Regions from separate parts of the Homo sapiens genome. Here region 1 is linked to region 2. Evidence: chromatin contacts called from ENCODE Hi-C or POLR2A ChIA-PET data. All regions are on one chromosome and are shown on one strand. The core of a region is the stretch at or near the end of the contact, and the rest is flanking DNA. Distances in the headings are between cores, read along the strand shown. Region 1 has its middle 74 kb from the start of LINC02225. Region 2 overlaps LOC105378983 (a long non-coding RNA gene).

Region 1 (4,629 bases), core at 520-3,019, 360 kb before region 2:
CTTTTTATGTGCCTATAAAAATCCAATTTTAAAAGAGAGAGGATCAGACGGGCATGGTGGCTCACACCTGTAATCCCGGCATTTTGGGAGGCCGAGGAGGGTGGATCACTTGAGGTCAGGAGCTCGGAGACCAACCTGGCCAATATGGTAAAACCTCATCTTTACTACAAATACAAAAATTAGCCAGGTGTGGTGGCAGGCACCTGTAATCCCAGCTACTCAGGAGGCTGAAGCAGGAGAATTGCTTGAACCCAGGAGGTGGAGGCTGCAGTGAGCTGAGATCATGCCGCTGCACTCCAGCCTGGGCGACAGAGTGAGACTCCACCTCAAAAAAAATAAAAAAGAAAGAAAAAAGGAAATAGAGAGAATCTGTTTGGCTTCATTAACCATTATCCTGAATAGAGGGCCTCTTTTAGGCAGGTATTTCAGGCTCAGCCAGCTCATTGGCTGGCGCCATTCCTGTTCCAGTCAGCCATGGCCAGTGGATAGAAACACACACTACAGAACATGGCAGCCACGCTGAGGAAGTACCTTTCACCATGTGGTAGACACTCAGAGACTGCTCTGAAAAGGTCAGTGTTGTAATTAGTGAAAAAGGAAGGGAGGAAAGGACGAAGGGAGGGAGAGAGGGAGTGAGAAAGGGAAGGAGGAAAAAGAAATGAAGGAAGAGAGGGCCAATCTATTATATATTTTCAGAGAGTTCTCATGATTAGAAGTTTTCTCTTATATTGAGCTGAATTCTACCATTATGTAACTTCCACCTCAATTTTGTTTTGTCCTTTTGTACCTCATCCTAGTTCTGTTTTCTTCAAATGTTTGAGGACAGCTATTTACTTCCATCTCTTTCAACCACGCCCCATATGATAAAAGCTTTTAACTTCTCTTTAACTTGGCCACTCTCTTCTATGAGAGTGAGGAGTGAGGTCCAGTTTGATCATACACTCTTGAACACTCTTAAAACGTGGCTCCCCAAAATAAATACGATAGCCCAGATGTGATCTACCTACCTATAATTACAGATTACCTAAACCTTTTCACCAGCCAAGTGAGACTTCTGGTTTCTGTTGAAATGCTCTCCAGACAGGTCTCTCTCATCTGTTGTTCATACAATGGATGTATTGTAATGTGGATGCAAGAAATTTATATTTGCATCTATTAAATTTACCAACCATGTCTTCATAACAGTTATTAGTGTGCTCCCTTTTACAAGTACTTTCACAGACATTATCTCATTTAATCCTCCCAACATGTTGATTTTAGACCATAGCTGCTACTTGGTCTATATGATCACTCCTAGTTGAAGTCTTTCCTGTATTCACCATTAACACTGGAGTCTTCAGCATAATTAAAGTACTGAAGAAAAGTGAACTAAATGTCCCCTTTTGGCATTAAATAACAAACTGTGTACAGCAATGTACTAGGCAAGGCAGGATGCACAGTATTGTGGAAGAGGGTCACTGTATGAACTGAAATTATTGTTGAATAGAGAGAACACAGAATAAGAGCTAATGGGAGATGTTTCTGTGCATTGCTTAACAGCATATATGTCAATGGAACAATATTTTCTACAAAATATATGTTAAACAATCTCTTCTTTCTCTGCACTTAGAATGGTTGTCAAATGCAGTGGTGGGACTTTCCTCAGAGGTTTGTGTAGTCATGGATCAAATATAACACATGTATTTGAGAAAACTCTTGTAATTCTGCACTTTCATACTAGTCTTTTCAAGTTCTGTTCCCACATATTGATTCTTTCTCACTATGGAAATATGAAAGCTTTGTGGTTCAAGGTGGTGCTCTCTAATCATTGGGCTGCTGCCTGGTCTGCATGACTATCCTGAGAGTCACTCTGTCGGTAGCCTTGTTCATTCAATTACTATCATCTCCACCTCATTCCATTGCTTCTACTCCCTATATAAGGAGAGTAGGCTGTCTTGTTTCTTTCTTTGTCATATTTTCCCTGTCTTCGGTCATAGATGAAATGCAGGATTGTTTTTTTTTCCTTTACAATAATCTGTACTGCACACCTATAGAATACAGATACCAATCTATTATTAAAATTCATTGCCAAGTATTCAATTTTGAACAGAACTTTCTCCTGTTGACTATCTTAGTAGCTAAAAAAAAAAATTATCAGATTTAAATCCAGTAACTGGTATGATACTTATGATACATCTTCTATTTGTTTAAGCAGCATAACCTAATGTCAAGTAAAAAGAAAAGTATAGCTGGTTTTTGGGAAAATCATAAATAATTTTTAAAATTTAGTCTATAAATTTTTTAAGAAGTATATATATTCTTTTGGAAATCATTTAGAAACCCTTGTATCTCCTAATAAGTTAAGTGAGATTATGTGTGGGTCAAGACAGTCTGAAAAGGGCGTATGTGTGAATATATGTGTATCTATGATTGCATATGTGTCTCTGGGGAGGAGTGTGTCTGTGTGTGTGGAGTGTGTGTCTATGTATCTGGGTGCCTGTGGATGTGGAGAGGACAGAGCATGGGGAAAAACCATACTCCTACAAATTCGTCCCCTCCATTTGGTATCAGTTCAACATGATAAATGCAAAGATGAAAAGAATATGGAGAATGTCTTGTTAATGGTAACACCTGGTTCAGGAAGAAAACATGGAGCCAAAAGCCTTTATTCCTAATTCCTCTTTCCCGCAGCTGCCAGTTGGGTGTGTCTTGCTAATAGTTTTAGTACATTTCATGAGTGCATAACAAAGTGTAATTTTTTAAAGTAGAAAAGCAGTTGCTGGTGAGTCTACTGAAATGGTTTATTTTACAACTATTTCTACATTCAGGAACTTATATAAATATTTAATCCAACCACTACATATTTGCTTGCTTCCTCAACCACATTCCTTTACACATGGGTAGACCCTGGCTCTGCATGCCAGCCAATAAGCATAATTTATCTCATTTGTTCTGCATCACTACTCTTTACAATAGGTGTCTTGCCTCCATTGACCACTGTAGAAAGGAAACTCGATAGTTAAGGAATTTGCTCTAGGCCATTCAGCTAGGAAGTTGTTGAATCTGATACAGATTCATTAGCCTGCACAGCCCATAATTTCCCACTCCTGTAGTGCTTCTCCAGTCTCTCTTTGATCCTTTCTTTCCTATTCTCTTTACCCTTTGACTGATAAACTTGATGACTTGAACTATATGTTGATTCCTGATAACAATTTTAATATGTAGCATTTAATGGTCAATATTTTCAACAAAATGGAAGGATTATTAGTAAAACTTGGGTTCAAATTCTTCCTCCCCTGAGCCCAGAGACGAATGAGTGAATCTTCCTTCTATTTCAGAAGAAGCTCTCAAACAATCACTTAGCTAACTTGTCTGTTGCAGCTCTGCAGAAGAACAACTCCATGTCTGTATCAAGTTTGTTAATCCTGTGTTAGGCAGGACTCTGCCTGTTGTTTGGATATATTCCACCTTCAGATGCTCCATGTTGAGGCCCATGTTTTTGCATTATCTAAATAGCATTAAGAGAAGAATCACTAAGCCATCTCCAGAGTCCTATCTGAGAAGAGTTGAGAAATGGTGGTACTCTCTGGGTCACTATAGGTGTTCCTAATCTATGCTTTTATCTTGGCTTCTCTAGCAATCTGAAGAAGATCTCTAGCTTCATTCATAGCTTGGTGATGGTATTCATGAATAGGAATGCTTGTTGCATTTAAATTTAATTTAAAACCATTGTATTGTGATGCTGATAAAACACTGAACAAGATTAGTATCCTGGATAACATTGGGTTTACTATGCTTTGGTAAATGGATAATAATTGGGTTGCTTGTAGCCTTTTTTTTTTTTTTTTGAGACAGTGTCTTGCTCTGTTGCCCAGACTGAAGTGCAATGGTGTGATCTCAGCTCACTGCAACCTCTGCCTCCCAGGTTCAAGAGATTCTCCCACTTCAGCCTCCTGAGTAGCTGGGATTATAGGTATGGGCCACCACCCCTGGCTAATTTTTGTATTTTTAGTAGAGATGGAGTTACGCCATGTTGGCCAGGCTGGTCTCGAACCCCTGACCTCAGGTGATCTACCATCCTTGGCCTCCCAAAGTGCTGGAATTACAGGCGTGAGCCACCACACCCAGCTGCTTCTTGCCATTTTTCTCCACCCAGCTAAGAGGTTAGTGTTCATGAATGATCGCTTCAGCTCCTTATCTCCACTTGCAGCTTTTCATATTACCTAAGACAGCAAATTTACAGCTTGATCTAATCTCTTTGTTTGTTTGTTTGTTTTGTTTTGTTTTGTTTTGAGACAGGATCTTGCTCTGTCACCCATGCTCACTGAAACCTTTGCCTCCTGGCTCAAGCAATCCTCCCACCTCAGCCTCCCAAGTAGCTAGGACTACAAGCATGCACTACCATGCCTGGCTAACTTTTTTTTTTTTTGTATTTTTAGTAGAGATGGGGTTTCACCATGTTGCTCAGGCTGGTCTCGAACTCCTGGGCTCCAGTGATACTCCCACCTTGCCCTCCCAAAATGCTGGGATTACAGGCATGAGCCACTGCACCTGCCTTTACTACTCTTAAACCTCTTTAGAACTATCTCTGCATCCTTGACGTTAGCCTGTAGCCTAGTCATAGCCTTTTTCATTCTCTAACTCAATAAT
Region 2 (4,771 bases), core at 1,991-4,490:
TTGATGTGACTCTAAAAGTATTTTAGGTTTGGCAGGACTTTGGGGGATTCTCTTATTTATTAATTTGTTGATAAGGCTAGTAAAATCAGTGATGAAAAGCAATAAGATATCAATGCAAATATTGACTAAAATATTTAGATCACCAGATTCCAGAGTAACAAATATATTTCTGTATAAAAAAATCCAGTCTAGGAAACCAGTCTACTATGTCACACAATTAATAATGAACAAATAAACAAAATAGTTTGAGCACTTTATCTGTATCAAGCCCTATGCAGTGTGTGTGTGTGTGTATGTGTTTGTGTGTGTGTATTTGATGCATATTTTCTCATTTAAGACATTTACCTTAAGGTAAGCAGCCTATAAAAGTTGTGACCATGGTTCAGCCAAGATGTTCTGACATCAAACGCTAGGCCCTGTCCTCTAACCTGTTCATTTTACCTTGCCTGCTGTTTCTAATAGGCACCTAATTCTTTTCTTTCAGACCATTGACTACCAAGTTGCTAGGCCAGGATTCAAACTCGGGTCTGCCTGCCTCCTGAACCCAAGATTTTGAGCATCACATTGGAGTACACAAAAACATGCTAGAACAGTGCTACTCAAAGTAGCCAGTCCATAACATGTCACTAATCCCCAAGGAAATGAAAGAACTTGGTCCAGAGTATAAATGAACACATTGGTTGCTTTACCGGGAAATGTATGCTATTTAAAAAGGAGTGTCAGCTTACTGGTATAGTTGGCTTAGATTCTGGTCAAGCTTCTTGATTATCTTGTTGCAATGTGTTAGCAAAGGGTTCACAGACAGGTGGCACAGGTTCATGGACAGCATTTGACTAGCAACACACCGGATCACTGTGTGGGTGCCAAATTCATCTGACTAGACTATCCCAAGGAAACTGCAAGCAAAATGTTTCATAAGTCCATACATGCATCATGGCTAACAAATGTTTCACTAAGGAATAAAGACGCTTTCATAGGCATATTTGAAATTTTTGAATGAGCTATATAAATCTTTTAGAATTTTTCATCAAAAGTTGTGTTTCAAAGTGAAGTTAACTTTCTATTTAGAGCACTGAAGTTGATAAGAGTTCTACAATTATACCTTGATTTTGATACTACACTTATAGAAGTTATGATGACTACATTGTTCAACAATTTGGGCCTATGATTTATATAGTTCATGTTAACCATTTTTTTACATATAACCTTGGAAAGCCTGAATAAAGTGCACCCTAGAAGTTCTATAGAAATATATATATATATATATATATATAGCATTAAAATAATAGAAAAGAGGTGGAGACTCAAATGAACAACTACCCATTTCTTCATAACTAACATCTTTAGTAAGATTTTCATAAATTTTTACAAAACTATTTTGAAAAGCATGAGTTTTGCAATGCAATTTGGAGGTCAACAATGTCTTTATCAATGTGTTTTTTTGGTACAATGATATTTACCAACAGTATATGGGGGAAATTTTATTTCCAACATTCTTACAGGTTTTATTTTACTTCCTTTCTGTCCTTTTTTCTTTTCCTCTCTCTTTCTTTAAAAAAAAGTGGTCTACCCAAAGCAAAGTCCAGTGCATTTATAAATTCTAAGAGGCAAAAAAACCATTATTATTTAATTTAATATTCATTGTTTAGCTGGAAGCAATTTCAAGCCCAGTTGAGGTAATAGTTTTTAATACTTCACAGCACATTGAGACTTACATAATTTTAAAAACTGCTGCATGCTGATGTCCACTGATGTCTTAGACTATAATTTTATAACTTTGAATGATATAAAGGTTTACAGTTGCTATTTTTTTGCATATTGCCTATCAGAGGCTTGATTAGGAATGTGATATGAATCTGTCTAATGGAGCAGGAACTATCTGTATGGGGTTAAGCTTTTAACCCAAAAATGTTTACTGAGCACCAATTATGCACAAGTAATTTGAAGTATTGGCCTTGTCTCTGAAAGGTGCTAACAGATAAACAACATCATTCTTCCATTTAGGCCGTAATTCTGTTCAGAAATTAAAGAGCAAAGGTTGTGAATGTCAGTTTTTCTTTCTTTCCTAAAAATCAATAGGTAATTACACTGACCCAAAAGGCAAAATGAATTCACTCTGTGAGTTTACCATTCATAGGACAGGACTTCACATTTACATGCCCATTTAAACATGCCCTGCTACAGTCACTTCTGAACATGTAAGAAGAGCTTCTTTGACATTCTGAAAAAATATTAACTCTAAAAGTTAGAGAGTAAACAATTTTAAGTGTTCAAATAGTACCTTCAAAAAATGATAAATAATTTCAATTTCTCTTTCAGGTAATAACATTGAGATATTGAGGTTCACTGGGAAAAATATTTTTGTTGGCACTTGGCACTTGGAATGCTTATAACATCACATCTTTAGTGGTATTACTTCAGCTATACCCTGTCTCATTGTTTATACAGATAGTGATGCATTTTGGTTAAGAATCTTAATAACAATAATCCTTTATATTTGTACAGTCTTTTTCAGTTCCAGGGCAGTTTAGATTTACCATCATATTAAATTCTTGCAAGGACTCTGTGAGATGACTGTAAGATTATTATTCTCATTGTGCCGTTGGGAAAACTGAAGCTCACAGAGTCCAAAGGCTATGAAGCATGGACTGGAAGCTGCCTGTCTGGGTTCAAATTCTGGCTCCATAGCTTGCCAAATATGTATAATTTGGAGCAAGTTACTTAACTTCTTTTGTATCAGTGTCCTCATCAGAAAATGAGGGTAATAACAGCACCTACCTTACTGGATTGTTATGACAGCTTAGGTTAATGTATGTTAAATACTTAACAGCAGTACCTGGCATATGGTAAATGCTACATGCATTTCAGAAATTGAGCCCAGATTTCTGACTGCATGTCTAGTGTTCCTTTCATTACAATAGTGTTTCAATTATGTCTTGTTACACCACTTCATGTGGTGGTTGACAGGGTACTGAACTAGAGGCAAAAGTACTACTACAGAAGCATATTCTGATGTTGTAGCTTCTACATTTTCCTGAATTAAAAACAATTAGGTAGTAATAATGTTCATGTAAACTATTTAGTAATCCTTCATGTGTACCAGGCTGGGTATCAAGCAAATAACGCATCTTTTACATGTATTATTCTATTCAATCCTCACAGCAGACCTGTTCATCTCCACTTGCAAACAAGGAACTGGAGTCACCAAGAGGTTAAGTTGTGCAGCGAGTCAGAGCATAGTGATAGGCATCAAAAGGGAGTTTCACGTCTGACTTAATATTGGTATCTGTGGAATGAAACAGGAATGTGCTTAATCATATCAAGCGATCTGATACTCAAACCTTTGTCTTCACCAGGGGTCACTGTCCTGGCAGTTACAGCATATTGCAAAACTGAAATCAAAGCTAAAGGCCTTAGAAATTTTTAATCTAAGCAAGAGCTGATTGTGTTTTAGTGGTGGATATCCAGTATAGTTTCCAACAATTGCAAATTGAAAGTAAAGGGAAAGTAAGCTAACAGACTCCTTAAAGTATCCACAGTCTTGGATAAAGCTTTTTTCTTCCAAATCTGCAATTATTCTTTTAAGGATTCAATTTAATTTATTATTTAAATTATTTTTAACATATATTATTTTAAAACTAAATTACATACAAATTTTCTTTTCCCTAATCTAAAGTTAAAATAAATCACTTTGTAATAATAACTGTGTAGAATTATATGAAAACATCATGTCTGTATTTTCAGTGCCTTAAGACACTTGGAATCTTTGGAGAATCTCACGTTCTAATTTTATTGGATTAGATATGCATGGCTTGGTGGCCTCAGAGGACAAGACTTAGGAGTAGCCCCAAAACATAGTCATCAGAAAAAAGAAAGAAAGTGGGGATTATTCTTTTAAGCAATTTAACCCAAAATCCAGGTTCCATGTTGTTCCGGCTTCAGAGTGAAATTTTTGTTCTCATCTAATTTTAAAGTTATACAACAACAGGAATGCTGTTAAGAAAACTCTGAGCATGAACCAAACCCGAGTGACAATACAGAACCCTGTTTTTATAGATGTTTGCCCCTAAAATAATAAAGTATAAAATATAAACTGACAAAATGGAATGCCCAGTCAAATAATATGATGTGACTTTGCATACATTTTATATCTCCTTACATGTCCAAAGGAGACATATTTTGTCAACATACAAATTCTGAGTGGCCTAGGAGGCAAGCCTATTCACAGTAATCCTCCTGGGAAAATAAGAAAGGAAGAGTAAGTACTAACTTTAGTATTAATTAGTTTTTGTGACACCATGGAACTTCCAACTTACAGGCTGGTAGGGATAGGGCACTCTGTCTCTATAGCATTGCAAAAACTGCTTTTCCTTCCATTTCTGCTTCAGATCACATGTTCTGGCTCAGCAGGGGCTAACGAGATGGAGGGAGCAGAATCTCTGTCTCTCCCTCTCAGATATTCTGATAAAGCCCTACTCCTGTCAGTTGGAGATCAGGTGTGGAGTTTCTGTTGGGTAATAATTTCCAATTTTAGTTATCTAGAGTTTAATAGCTATTGTTTTAAGTTATTGTTTTAAAGAAATAAAAATCACTGGTATATTTTAAAGCATCTTAATTAGTAGCCATGTATTATTTTCAATAGCTGATAAACAATTAGGCTTTAAACATTAAACATCAAATCATTAAGAAATTCAGTTGAAGTAATCAGAACTAATATTGATGAAGAGGAGTATGACTGACTAGGAGGGCATTCATTTTTCCCCCAAAATCA

Evidence for each region. A loop is a pair of places that touch in the nucleus more often than their neighbours do. ChIA-PET counts read pairs that join two places held with the same protein, here RNA polymerase II (POLR2A). Pooled maps may share reads with other maps.
Region 1: a map of PC-3 shows a loop between it and region 2 (2.4-fold over the local background). The contact joins two enhancer-like sites. A Hi-C loop is called at or near these places in 2 of 168 maps with a recorded cell type or tissue (PC-3 and PC-9) and 2 of 50 pooled maps. POLR2A ChIA-PET finds 5 or more read pairs at or near these places in 2 of 52 experiments (AG04450 and PC-9).

The regions. Positions count from the first base shown.
Region 1 is chr5:57,822,387-57,827,015 of GRCh38, forward strand. No RefSeq gene overlaps it. Among named protein-coding and RNA genes, the nearest start is that of LINC02225, 74 kb to the right of the region's middle. Within about 2 kb of position 1,770, at least 4 of the 41 ENCODE cell types and tissues checked have a DNase peak (open chromatin) inside an H3K27ac peak, as active enhancers do; they include PC-3 and PC-9, where a contact is called at or near this core.
Region 2 is chr5:58,185,156-58,189,926 of GRCh38, forward strand. LOC105378983 (a long non-coding RNA gene) reads right to left here. Exons shown (of 4, transcript XR_948350.2): 4 at 1,550-3,286. Among named protein-coding and RNA genes, the nearest start is that of LINC02101, 65 kb to the left of the region's middle. Within about 2 kb of position 3,241, at least 5 of the 41 ENCODE cell types and tissues checked have a DNase peak (open chromatin) inside an H3K27ac peak, as active enhancers do; they include PC-3 and PC-9, where a contact is called at or near this core.